Regions from separate parts of the Mus musculus genome. Here region 1 is linked to region 2. The links are chromatin contacts, found by POLR2A ChIA-PET in ENCODE. All regions are on one chromosome and are shown on one strand. Each heading gives the region's core, a stretch centred on a gene start or an enhancer-like site at or near the end of the contact. The rest is flanking DNA. Distances are from core to core; before and after follow the strand shown.

Region 1 (6,402 bases), core at 1,592-4,091, 140 kb before region 2:
ATGATGTATACAAGGCTGACCTCAAACTCAGAATCCGCCTGCCTCTACTTCAATAGTGCTGGAACTAAAGGCATGCACCACCACGGCCTCTCTCTCTCTCTCTCTCTCTCTCTCTCTCTCTCTCTCTCTCTCTCTCTTCTCTCTCTCTCTCTCCCTCTCTCTCCCTCTTCTCTCTCTCTTCTCTCTCTCTTCTCTCTCTCTTCTCTCTCTCTGCAATATATAAGTATACAATATATATTTAATGAAAATGAAAACAACTGAAGGGCAACATAATAATCACAGCCACACTTCACTGACTGAGCCATGACTAACATGCCAGGTGCCTGCCTCTTGTTTGGAACCTTACTGACGGAATACTCTTCCACTCCCCCCACAGCAGCTACCAGTAGCCCACCATTCTCAGAGTTTAGGTCTTCACTTTCTGTGTCTCCAAGCTCTGCCTGACCTCCTGTCTACCCATATGTCATTCTGGAAGCTGGAATGGTGCAGACCTGGGGAATGCCACCAACAGTCTGCAGACCATCCCTGACCACAGCTGAATTCACACCCTAACAGCTCAAGGGAAGCGGCTGGCCTGCAGAAACCTCAACAATAGCTCAGAGAAGAAGAATAAAAATAAGAATAAAAACAGCCCTGGGTTTGTTGTTCATCTTCTGTTTATTTATGTTTGCTCTCACCCTGAATTTTGGAAAATGCACTGAGACTACCCAGCAAAAGACAGAAGGAAAACAGGTGTCCCTATTGCTGATGGGAACTGTATGCAGTGATAAGACAGGGCCATTGTGACCTACAGAATTTCTGCCAAGTGCTGGGTGCCACATGCCAGGTGCCTGGCATTATGCCTGAAATAAAATAATAAATAAGAATACAGCATCCCTCCCTCACAGGGTTGACAGTCTAATTCCGGAGAGAGACTGACAAGCAGTCTCTCACTGATAACTAAATGTAAGTAGCATTGAGACCAGAAAACTAAAGTAATGAGAGCATAGAATAGTTGGGAAAGAGAGAGGATTCCAGGCAGGCTTCCAGGAGGAAATGCCCCTTAGGCTAAAACCCAAGGGTGAGAAAAGAGAAGGCTGCATCAAAGCCAGAGGGCTGCTGAGAGTGACTGGCAAGGCCAATCATGACCTCGCAGAAACTGACAACCATTGCAGTAAACAGTAGAGAGGAGCCTGGGGGTCAAGGGTTCCCCAGGTCTTGATGAGGTATGGGCAAGCTGAGGTACCTCCACGAGGCTTCCCTCTCTGCGTAAACCAACAGTCAGGCCGTCCCACCACAGCATTCTCATCCAAATTTTTTGTTTTGGTTTTTGAGACGGGGTATCACTATGTGGCGCTGGCTGTCCTGGAACTCGCTGTGTAGCTCTGATTGCCCGCAGACTCTCAGAGATCCACCTGCCTCTGCTTCCTGATTAATCAGCTGGAATCAAAGGTATGTGCCACCCTACCCCACAAAGATTGTTTTTAAATGGGTATGTGTATCTGTGAGTATATGCCACATGAGTTCAGATACCCAAGGAGGCCAGAAGAGAAAGTCAGATCCCCTGGAGCTGGAGTAGCAAATGAATGTCAGCTACCCAATGTAGGTGCTGCGAATCAAACTTTGGTCCTCCCAAAGATCCGGAGTCACTCTTAGCCACTAAGTTCTCTCTCCAGCCACCCTACCTCTACTGGCTAGTTTGTGTCAACTTGACACAGGCTGGAGTTATCACAGAGAAAGGAGCTTCAGTTGGGGAAATGCCTCCATGAGATCCAACTGTAAGGCATTTTCTCAATTAGTGATCAAGGGGGAAAGGCCCCTTGTGGGTGGGACCATCTCTGGGCTGGTAGTCTTGGGTTCTATAAGAGAGCAGGCTGAGCAAGCCAGGGGAAACAAGCCAGTAAGGAATATCCCTCCATGGCCTCTGCATCAGCTCCTGCTTCCTGACCTGCTTGAGTCCCAGTCCTGACTTCCTTGGTGATGAACAGCAGTATGGAAGTGTAAGCCAGATAAACCCTTTCCTCGCCAACTTGCCTCTTGGTCATGATGTTTGTGCAGGAATAGAAACCCTAAGACACCACCCCATCCAACTTATAAATCTTTCTAGTGAATATTAAATCAGTGCTAGAAAATACACTCCAAGTTCAATCCGCTGTCAGGGCACAGTGGATAAAAGACAAGCCACGACCCCATGTTGTTCCCTGTACTCATTCCTGTGACCAGCAAACCCTATCAAAGGTTTTCCATGGTTATGTAACAAGAACCTGACAAGTGACACACAGGATCCAACCGTTTCCTCTCTGGAAACAAGGAAAGGGAGTGTTTGCAGAACATGTAGTACAGGGCTTTGTACCTGGGAGACTGGCAAGGCCTGGAATGGCCATCCAGGGGCAAGAGTCTGGCTAATCCAAAGCACTTATTTCCTTCTGATAATCTGTAATCTGTAATTTCCCACTTTTAAGGGTAGTAATTACTCCAAACAAAGAGCAGTAACCAAAAACAGTGGTTAAAGGGAGTGGCTTTTTTTTTTTCCTCTAAAAGAGATCTGCAGCTCAGTTAAAGAAAAAATAAAAACCTTAGTTCAAAGCTTGTCTATTAGATTCAATAGGAAAATAGTTTGAAGGAAAATATGGTGTGCAAACAGGAAAAAAAAAGTGGAAGCCTACCCACACCAGGCCCCCACCCCCTACAGTGAATTTGCCCTACCTGACCCACCTTACTCCTACAGCTAAATTCCTAGAATTTATTTTCTAGGAATTTAGACAATTCAGATTGGCTGCCTCCACTCTCTCACCTGACATCCCTATCTGCCTGAAGGGCCCACTTGAAATTCAAGTGGCGAGCCAGACTCGCAGGCTTGCAAATAGAAAATGCACTGTCATTCTTCTCCCTGGCTTTTCACATTCCAGTCCTCCCCACGGCCTGGCTGCCTGAGCAAGGGGACAGAGCACCGGCTGCCTGGCAGCTGTGTATCCTGGAAGAGACGGCACACACAGGAAAAAACACACAGAGCAGGCTATACTGCATGGCTGAAAAAAAAAATCAAAGCCTTCCACTTTGGGTGGACAGGAGTAGTGAGCTTTAAGCTGAAGCTCCTTCCTCGGGGAGGGTACCAAGTGCCCCACACTGCAGTCCCATGTGACTACAGCTCAGTAAGGGCTGCCAGATTCCAGGAGATGGATGGATGGATGGACCTTAAATAGTCACCAGGAGGGTGACTTCTTGTGTAGCCCAGGCTGTCCTGGAATAAAGCCGTCAATGGGAGGATGACCTTGAACTTTAGATTCTCCTGGGTCCACCTCCTCCATTCTCCTGGGTCCACCTCCTGAGTTCTGTTTAGATTCTCCTGGGTCCACCTCCTGAGTTCTGGGGTTTCAGTTGTGTGCCACCACACCAGGCTTATGATATGGCAAGTCCAGGACTTGCTACATTCCCAGCCCACACACACAAGTCCTGTTTTTATTATTACTTGTGTGTACTTGTATCTGTGTGCATGTTTATGCATGTGCACGTGTGTGTATGTGTGTACAAGACTATGCCCATGCATGTGAAGGCCAGAGGCCAAAGTCACCTGTCTTTCTCTATCATTGTCCACCTGTTCTTTTACTTGATCTGGCTCACCAATGGGCTAGACTGTCAGGCCAGAGAGCTCTGGGAGCTCTCTATCCCCACCCCATCTCCCAGTGATAGGGTTACAGACCAGAATACCATGCCCACCTTTCGCCTCAATTCTGGACACCAGAACTCAAGTCCTCACGTACGAGAGCAAGAGCTTAAGTACCAAACCATGTCCCCAGCCCTCTTTTAAATACCAGCATTCAAAAGTGCAAACCTAAGATGCCGTCATATACAAAGTCATCTTTTAGGCAAAGTCTGTATAAAGCAGAGAGTTGGGGCTGATGCCGCATTTTAGAAATGAAGGTCCCACCGGGTAAGGGGTAGGCCCCAGAGGCAACATGTGACCCACGTACAGCAGCTTCCAGCTGGTCTCTGCTGGTCTTTTTTCTGTGATTGCCCAGTATCATATGCCCAGTCTTGTTTGGCCATCAGCCTGGCTCATTACTTCACACCAGCCTGGTCTAAATAGATAAAAATCTGCCTAGGAACTGTGGCAGAACTTGGATTAGTTCCAGGATTGGCTGGTTGGCTGAAAGTGGCTACAATTACTCCCAGAGACTGGGATCCCTTGTTTCCTGGACACTAACAGCTGAATTGGTGAATTGGGGTAGGGGGCGGGGGTGTCAGATCATTTGATTTGGGGTCAGAGCAAAAATTTTGCCTTGATGTTACAGTACTCTGTTTTCTTAGGGTACATTTATTTGGGGCACCCAGAAAGGCAGGGCTCAAACCCTATGAACAGCCACCCTTTGGGGCTGTCTGCGTAGTAACGAATAAAGACAACGTTTTGCACTTACTAGACCATTGAGTCACACCCCAGCCCTTCTTCCTCTTTTTCCTAGTCTTCCTCGTCCACACCCTTTACATTTCTCAGGCTCATCCAATCATCCTGGCCCTGACTAATCCACTTTGCCCAGGCTTCTTCTTGGATTTTGACTTGTTTCCTTCTAGGCTCTAATCTGTGATTAAAGAGCTCTAGGTGTCCTGAGTTCTTACCCTGGGCTTGGGTGGGCTGAACTGCCCCATCCCACTTGGGGAGTGTGGAAATCTCTGATCATACTATAGGCTGTTGGATGATTCTCAAACCGGAGTCGAGCAGGCATGGCAGGTGCAGAGATAGACGGGGAAACACTTGGAAGCAGCCCTTCCCTTCTCCCAATCCCTGTGTGGAAGTACCTCTCATTTTCAGGCCCTCCCCTAGACACAAGGTTCAACCTCCTAGGGCCCCAGATTGAGCAGAACAGTGTTTGCAGACCATCAACCTGTCCACTCTCCAAGGGACCAGTGGGCGGGACTAACTATAATACATTAACTTCAGTTGTTTCTCTCATTTATTAGTATCATGGAAGAGTGAAGACTGGATAGGGCAAAGGACTGGGAATAGTATGAGGTAGGAAGTCCAAGAAAGAGACTGACAGCTGCCCATGCTCATTGCTCTTGAGCCCACTGCCTCCCCTTGGAGGGGAAAAATTGGGCGCATTCACCAGGCTTTGCCTTCCAAAGCTGATCCTGAAACCTGTATTCCTCTGGGACCTCAGTGTCCACCCTTCCTGCCCTAGTCCCACCCTGCTGTCCCACACTTCACTACCAGCTTTTACTCCTGCTGTTTCCCTGCTTGGAAAACCCCCCTCAGCTCCTCTCCAAGCCTTAAAACACAGTTTACTAACCCACCCTTCCTGGTAGCAGAAAGAACAAACTGCTGATAAAGACATGAGGTTTCTCAGAACAGATTGCAGTGAGAATGTTGACGCTGTTGGACTATGTGCCCCTGCACACAGCACTAACCCTGTCTGAACTTGCCTATTAAATGCAAATTAGGGCCCACCTTGTGGCGTTGTGTGTGACTTATAGAACACTTAACCTAGAGTTAGCAAGCAGTTCATGGAAATAATTCATACATACAATTTTTACTATACATTGAGCACACTGTACTATTCACGATGCAGAAGTTGGAGTTTATTAGGAAGAAGGTATGCATGTTGATTTACATTATTCTCATAATGCTGTAAGAAGAATTCCATACCATCTCCTTCTTTTCATCTTACAGAAAAGGAAATTCCATATCTGTCTCCTGACCTGAGTCCTAAGGAACGAACCCCGGACCTGAACACGCCACGCAAAAAACTCTACCAACTAAGTTTTATCTCCAGCCTTATGTCACAGATTTTGATGAGTTACCAAGGGTCCCAAAAGTCCCCAAAAAGAACCTTTTTTTTTTTTTTAATGGTTTCTCATTGGGGAACGAGGCAGAATACAAAGGAGACAACAGAGAAAGACATCATGTCTGCAGTAGCAGACAGACACTGAATCTGGAAAACCCAATAATAGCCCCATCTGGGGCTCCTCTAAGCTGCTCCTCTGGAGAAGGGAAACATTAGTAAAATCTAGATCTATCTCCATATCCACAAGGCCTCATAAAATTAAGAAAGCATCTTCCATCTAACTTCTTTTTTGTTTGTTTGTTTGTTTGTTTAGTTTAGTTTTTGTTGTTGTTTTGTTTTGTTTTTTTAAGACAGGGTGTAGCCCTGGCTATCCTGGAACTCACTTTGTAGACCAGGCTGGCCTCGAACTCAGAAATCTGCCTGCCTCTGCCCCACAAGTGCTGGGATTAAAGGTGTGCACCACCACAGCCCGGCTTAATGGTTTTTCAAGTCAGGATTTTTCTGTGTAGCCCTGGTCAACCTGAAACTCAATCTATAGACCAGGCTGGCCTCTAACTCAAAGATTCACCTGCCTATGTCTCCTGAGTGCTAGGATTAAAGGTGTGCACCATCACCACCCAGCATTTGATAGCTATTTTTAAAT
Region 2 (6,349 bases), core at 3,485-5,984:
AAGCAGAGTGGATGGCGGAGGTGCTTGAAAGCGGCCAGAGAAGAGCCCCAGGCGATCGATGTTGCGGTGGAGGACACTGTGCAGCACAGACAGATGTGGTCCTCCTTCAGCTCCACCCTCCCTGGCAAAGTCCCGGATGAAGCGGCCACGTTCAGACTGGAAGATGAACTTCTGGGGCAAGGGCCCATGCTCCCGAAGAAAACCCCAGACACTAAGCAGCAACAGACGCACTTCAAAAGGTGCCAGTTGGCTAAATACCTCGTGCATATTACCCAGGGCTGGTGGCAAGAGGCTTCCCTCAGCCATGACAGCCACCAGGATACAGGATGCCTCCAGATGCCAGGGGGAGTGGGTTGTATCAGGGTGTCGAGAGGCTTCCCAATGGCTCAAGAGGGCAGCCAGCAGCCCCCGCAGCAGCACGGAGCAGTAGCACAGGGCTGGGGGAGCAGCTGCTACCAGCTTCAAAAGCTCAAACAGCAGAGGTTGTTCCCGGAAGCGCCTACCAATTCGGAGATCCCGCTCCACGGTGGCTCGTGCATGATCCTCTGGGGGCCAGGCCAGCTCAGCACCAGCTGCATCAGGACACACGCTCTCCACTAAGGTCACCGCAACTGCTTTGGCTGCCTCTGGGCTCAGGGTGGGAGCCCCCCAGCAACCCTCACGCTCGCTGTTCCCTGATGCGCTGCAGCAGTGCACTAGGAGGCTAACGAGGCTCTGGGTGTTATAGATCACTTCTTGATGGTTTCGAGATTGAACAATTTTAGGTGGCTTTAAGCCACGGCCGATAACTCCAGCATGGAAAACTGACCAGATCCCTCCAGGACCCGGCACTGCTGCAGTATGCCTCCGGTTAATGTCCAACAATGAGGCAGAAGCCAAAGGGGTTGAGACAATTGAGAGGGTCTCATTGTCTCCATCCATTTCCCCTCCAAATAGTTCTGTGTTGCCCCGATGTAAGGCTCCCTCTACAAGCAGCTGTAGGACAGCCTTGAGCCCAGCTGGGGAAGTCTGAGAAAGGCGGGTAAGAAGCTGAGAGGCTGAAGCCACACCAGGAGGGCCATGCAGCCTTAGAGAAGAGAAGAAGTGGTGTACTCCAGCTCTCACTAGTCCCAATAGTTGGGAAGGGGACAGGGCTTCAGAAGGAAAGGGACATATTGCAAGGAGGGAGGCAGCAGCTTCAGCTACTTCCTCCTCTGGGTGTAGTAGGAGAGGAGCCAGATCAGCCAGGTGAGCTGAGGCAGACTCCCCAAACCGGGCCCCTAAGGCTGAAGGGCCCTCACCACCCTGCTGCTCCCACCCCACCAACAAGGCCAAATTTCGAAGAAACCGGGCTGTGAAGGGAGGCTGTAAAGTCCCTGCATGCACTCGAGCCAGGCAGCTTCGGAAGGCCAGGGGAAGAAGGCCAGAGAGACTGACCACTAGCCCTGCATATAGCTGGGTTGCCAAACTCAACTCTTCAGGGCTTCTGGCTCTGCTCAGTAGATGACCCAAGGCCTCAGGTCCACAGCTAGGTCGTGTATAGACAGACAGTAGGCCCAGGAGCTGGTGTTGCCAGAGGAAGCGCTTCCGTTCTAGCCGTAATGTCTCTCCACACAGTTCTCCAACATGGTTTCGTAATGCATCAAGAAAGGGCACTGGACGAGGAGGTGGGGGTGGGCCCAGCACCCCTTCTCCAGGAGACCCTCCCCGATGATGAACTAGTTTTTGTAGATGTAGCAATAGCAGCTGGATCAGCCGGTCACAGGCCTCTCTCACGGTGTCTGGCACAGCCAGGCCCTGGGTAGTAATAACTGAAGCAGGCATAGCTGTGTCTACTAAGAACTGCAGCAGGCGGTAGGCACCAGTCCCAGAGGCCTGGCTCACTAGATGCACAGCCAGGTTTAGCATGTTGTCTAGCTCTTCTCTGGGGAACCCCTGCAGGTGTTGTTGCAGCTGGCTTAGCACTGCTGGGGGCTTGAGGCAGTCCACAAGTTCTCCAGATACTGTGCCGAGCAAAGCTGGTGACATGACTGCCAGCTGCAGTAGGAAGGGAACTGTGGCCTGAAGAGAGGGCTCTCCATTCCGGCCCCCAGAACCCCCTGCCAAACTATCATGAAACATGCGCAACAGTTCCCGTCGGATGCTGTCTCCATGGCGGGAAGCCAGGTGCCCTAGGATGCCTACAACTGAGGCAATCTTGGGTACCCGTTTTTCCCCAGGGATGGCAGGAGATCCAGGGAAGGGGTCTGTAGAGGGGGGTTGAGAAGAGTTTCCACAAGCACTAGCTCCTCCTCCAGCCCCACTATGGACACAGAAGTCCTTAAGGCCACAAGATAGGACTCGGGAGATGATGGTGCCAGGAAAAGAAGAGCCAATATGGGCCACAACCCAGTCAAAGTGTGGGGAATGCTGGACAGAAGTGTCTAGCAAGGCATCCACACATGCATCTGGGCAGCTACCAATGAGGGCCGAGAGGCACTGCACATAGATGTCCATTAATGTGCGGGTGGCCCTGCAGCCCATCCACAGCTGCAGCAGTTCATTGAGAGAGCCAGTGGCATGGGGAACACGCTGATGCTGACCTGAATATGTGCTGCTCAGTTGTCCCATGAGGTCAATGGACCATGCACTAATCACGGGTGCCCAGGCCTTTGGGTTGGCCCGGATAAACTCACACAGCACCTGCTGCACTTCATGCACCACATCCTCTAAGCCAGGTCCACCAGTAGGGACATGGGATGGTGGAGGTGGACGGAGGTGAGGTGGACCAGCCACAGGACTTTCTTCTAGGGCAGCTAGGTGGGCCCGGACACTCTCATCAAAAACACCTCTCAAGTGGTCCAACACAGCAGCCCGAGCAGGTGGCAAAGAACGGAGCAAGAGAAGACCACATCGAGCATGTTCACGAGCTGAGAGCTGGTGGCCCAGAATAGGGTCTACACCGGTCAAAAAAGCCTTGATTTCTTGGGACAGCTCCTGAGCACTGTAAGGAAGAAAAAAAAAAAGAAAATCAAAATACTGGGAGATGTGAAGTAAGTTATATTCCTTTCATGAGCTCTGGTTTCTTTTTATGTGATAATAGGGTAATACGTGCCTCATAAGAATTTATGAAGGTTTAGAAGCATACCCATTCCTGTTACACCTTGGTCATTCAAGAAATGCTATTTGTCCTTCAGCAACAATAATCATAGGAATAACAGATTACCTTTCAAATATCCACGTTCTTTTTTCTTTTTCAGTACGAGGTATAAAACCTAGGCCTTTAGGCCTACTAGGCACCATCTCTTAAGCTACATCCCCACCCCACTTTTAAGTACTTCACCAGTACTTTTTCAGTCCTGACAACAATATGGTTATTATGATCCCATTTTACAGGTAAAGAAATTAAAGTTAAGAAATCAGGATAAATATTACAAAGAGGCAGGAACCATTTCTAAACTCCTAAAACAGAATTCCCTTTTGTTAAGGTGATGGTATATGGGAATTACTCAATGAAAAATTGAATTAGCTAAATATATTGAGATTCTATACCTACTTTAACATCTTCTCAGCCCCCCCTCTACAGCACAAGCACCCTGAAATCTCTCAATGGTCAGAAAACTGTAACCTTACTAAAAGCTCTCCCTCCCAAATGTGTGCTTTTCCATACTATTCAAGAATTCAGCCTTAACCAGTGACATACACCTTCAATTCCAACACAGACAGATCTGAGTTCAAGGCTAACCTACATAATGAATTCCGAATTCCGAGACAGCTATGTCTATCCATAGAGAGACCCTGTCTCAAAAAAAAAGAAAGGAATGAGCCGGGCGTGGTGGCGCACACCTTTAGTCCCAGCACTCAGGAGGCAGAGGCAGGCAGATTTCTGAGCTTGAGGCCAGCCTGGTCTACAAAGTGAGATCCAGGTCAGCCAGGGCTACAGAGAAACCCTGTCTCGGAAAAAAAAAAGGGGGGGGGGGGGGAAGGAATGAAGGAAAAGAGAGAGAATTCTAATCACGCACCCACTGAATTAAATGCCTTCAGTGTGCAGAGAATGGGGGTGGGGGATCCCCCGGAGCACAGAATATAAGCCTTTCAATTCGCCCAATATATAAGCTGTGTCTTAAGAGTCTCAGAAGGCGATGTTGAGAAAGTAAAACCCCTTCCCTCTTACTACTATCTGTTCTGTCAAACACAACCGCATTCTCTGGGCAGATAAGGTTCTGTACCCTCCCTTTGATCAAAAATAAAGGCACCTCAATACGAGAACAAATATTGCGGCTCCGAGCCTTGGCTCCCCAGAAACTCTCATGTAGTCCAAGCCTCCTCCCGTAAAAGGGGCAAGGAGGCTGGGTTCTCAGGAGCGCTGATGTCCCCAACTGCTGGCAAAGCAAGGCCGGCCGAAGAAGGCACTGAGGTCTCGGGAGAGGCAGAACTACGAGCAGGGCAGGCATTGCAGCCCAGAGTTTTTAGTGAAGCGGTCCCTGAGTTCCGGGAAGACGCGACCAGAATCTCTGAGAATCCTGACGCGGGTTCTCTAGGTAAGATCCAGCTTTCTGAGGAGAAGGCTGGCGGGGCGGCGCGATGAAGGAAGATACCAGGGGCTCTGACTACCTGAGAGGCGCGGGACCGTGGGTGGCGGGGGCAGGCCCGGGTGGCCCTGGGGCCCCGGGAGGGTCGCACAACGCGGACATCCCGGAGCCCTACCCGGAGCCTGAGGCGGGAGCGGCGGAGCACAGGCGACGCATGCGTGCTGACTGGAAACGCGACAGAAACTATCGACCCCGCCTCTCAGGAAAATCCGTCCGGCTAAGTCTGGAGCCCTAGTACTTTGGTTCCGCGTCGCATCGGTCACAGCGGGTAATAGGCTTGCTCTCAGCACAACCTTCACACCCACCCCCCAGGGGCTTCGTAGGCATAGGAAAGCTTCCGAGGCTTTCTTCTACATTGCAATCTAATAATCTGTTAAAGTATAAACATACCGGGCAGTGGTGGCGCACGCCTTTAATCTCAGCACTTGGGAGGCAGAGGCAGGCGGATTTCTGAAGTTCCGAGGCCAGCCTGGTCTAGAGTGAGTTCCAGGACAGTCAGGGCTACAGAGATAACTCTGCCTCGAAAAAAAACAAAAAAGGAAGGAAGATCAACATGTTTTTTATTATTTCTAAATGATATGTATATGAGTTATTCTCAGTCTAGAAGAGGTCATCAGACCTCCTGGAGCTGGAGTTACTGGTGGTTGTGAGTTGTGTGACATTTATAAAGTAGTCTGGAGATGGAGAGATGGCTCAGCAGTTAAGAGCACTTAACTGCTATTCTTGCAGAGGACTAGAGTTCAATTCTTAGTACCCATATGGCAGCTAGTTCACAAACTGTAATTGCAATTCCAGGGCTTCTGATTCTGGTCTCCATGGGCATATGATACACATGCATCCATGCTGGCAAAATATTCATATCCATAAGATAAATCTAAAAAGAAAAGTTTAAGGCCAGTGGTATTGTACACATTCAATCACAGCATTTGAGACAGGGGTAGGTGGATCTCTATAAGTTTGAGGCCAGCCAGTTTTATAGAGGGTGTCCCAGGGCAGCCAGGCTACAAAGATCTCCCGTCTCAAAAATAAAGTAAAATAAAATAAAAAATTGTCAATGAGGATGGAAAGATAGTTCAGGGGTTAGGAATACTTGGTGCTCTTTCAAAATGCTCAGGCTCAGTTCCCAGCACCTACGTGGCAGTTTACAAATATCTATAACTCTGATTCCAAGGGATCCAACAGCCTCTTCTGGCCTCTGAAGACTCCAGGCATGCACTACATACATAGTGTACACACACTATATAGTGTACACTATATAGTATACACAACATATATAGTGTACACACACATTGAGCACAGGACTCAAAACCACAAGGTTGTCAGTTATGGATATTTAGTTGAGAAGGAATGAAAACCTAAATGTGGCAAGCCCATGTCTAATTGAGTTTTGTTTTGACACTTGCTGTGTGTATGGGGACATGTGCTTGCCACAATTCAAGTGTGGAAGCCAGAGGACAAGAGTAGAGTCAGCTCTTTCCACTATTTGGGTAACAGGGATAGAACTCAGATTGTTGGGCTTGGGCCAAGTACCCTTACCCCTGAGTTACATCACTAGCCTCCCTGTATCTATTTAGCTGTTTACAATGGTAAAAGTTAGGAAAGGGGGCTGGACATGTCTTTTATACCCATCACCCCAGCACCATGGAGGCAGAAGCAGAAGGACCATGTGATCAAACCAAGCCTGGCCTATATAAGGAAAATCTTCGAAAACAAAACAAAGTCCTCAGATCTGGCATCTCACTGAGTGCTGACTGGGAAATACAGGCCCTCAAGATGTAGATGGCACAGGGGTTGCCTCG

What was found. ChIA-PET counts read pairs that join two places held with the same protein, here RNA polymerase II (POLR2A).
Region 1: POLR2A ChIA-PET joins it to region 2 with 11 read pairs in embryonic stem cell. The contact joins the enhancer-like site here to the promoter of Ints5 in region 2. POLR2A ChIA-PET finds 5 or more read pairs at or near these places in 4 of 5 experiments (Patski and embryonic stem cell).

What each region holds. Positions count from the first base shown.
Region 1 is chr19:9,024,466-9,030,867 of GRCm38, reverse strand. It overlaps a transcript of Ahnak not described here. Among named protein-coding and RNA genes, the nearest start is that of Ahnak, 38 kb to the right of the region's middle. Within about 2 kb of position 2,841, at least 2 of the 3 ENCODE cell types and tissues checked have a DNase peak (open chromatin) inside an H3K27ac peak, as active enhancers do.
Region 2 is chr19:8,891,372-8,897,720 of GRCm38, reverse strand. Ints5 (integrator complex subunit 5) reads right to left here and starts at 4,734. Exons shown (of 2, transcript NM_176843.3): 1 at 4,573-4,734; 2 at 1-2,962. The coding sequence starts at 4,652.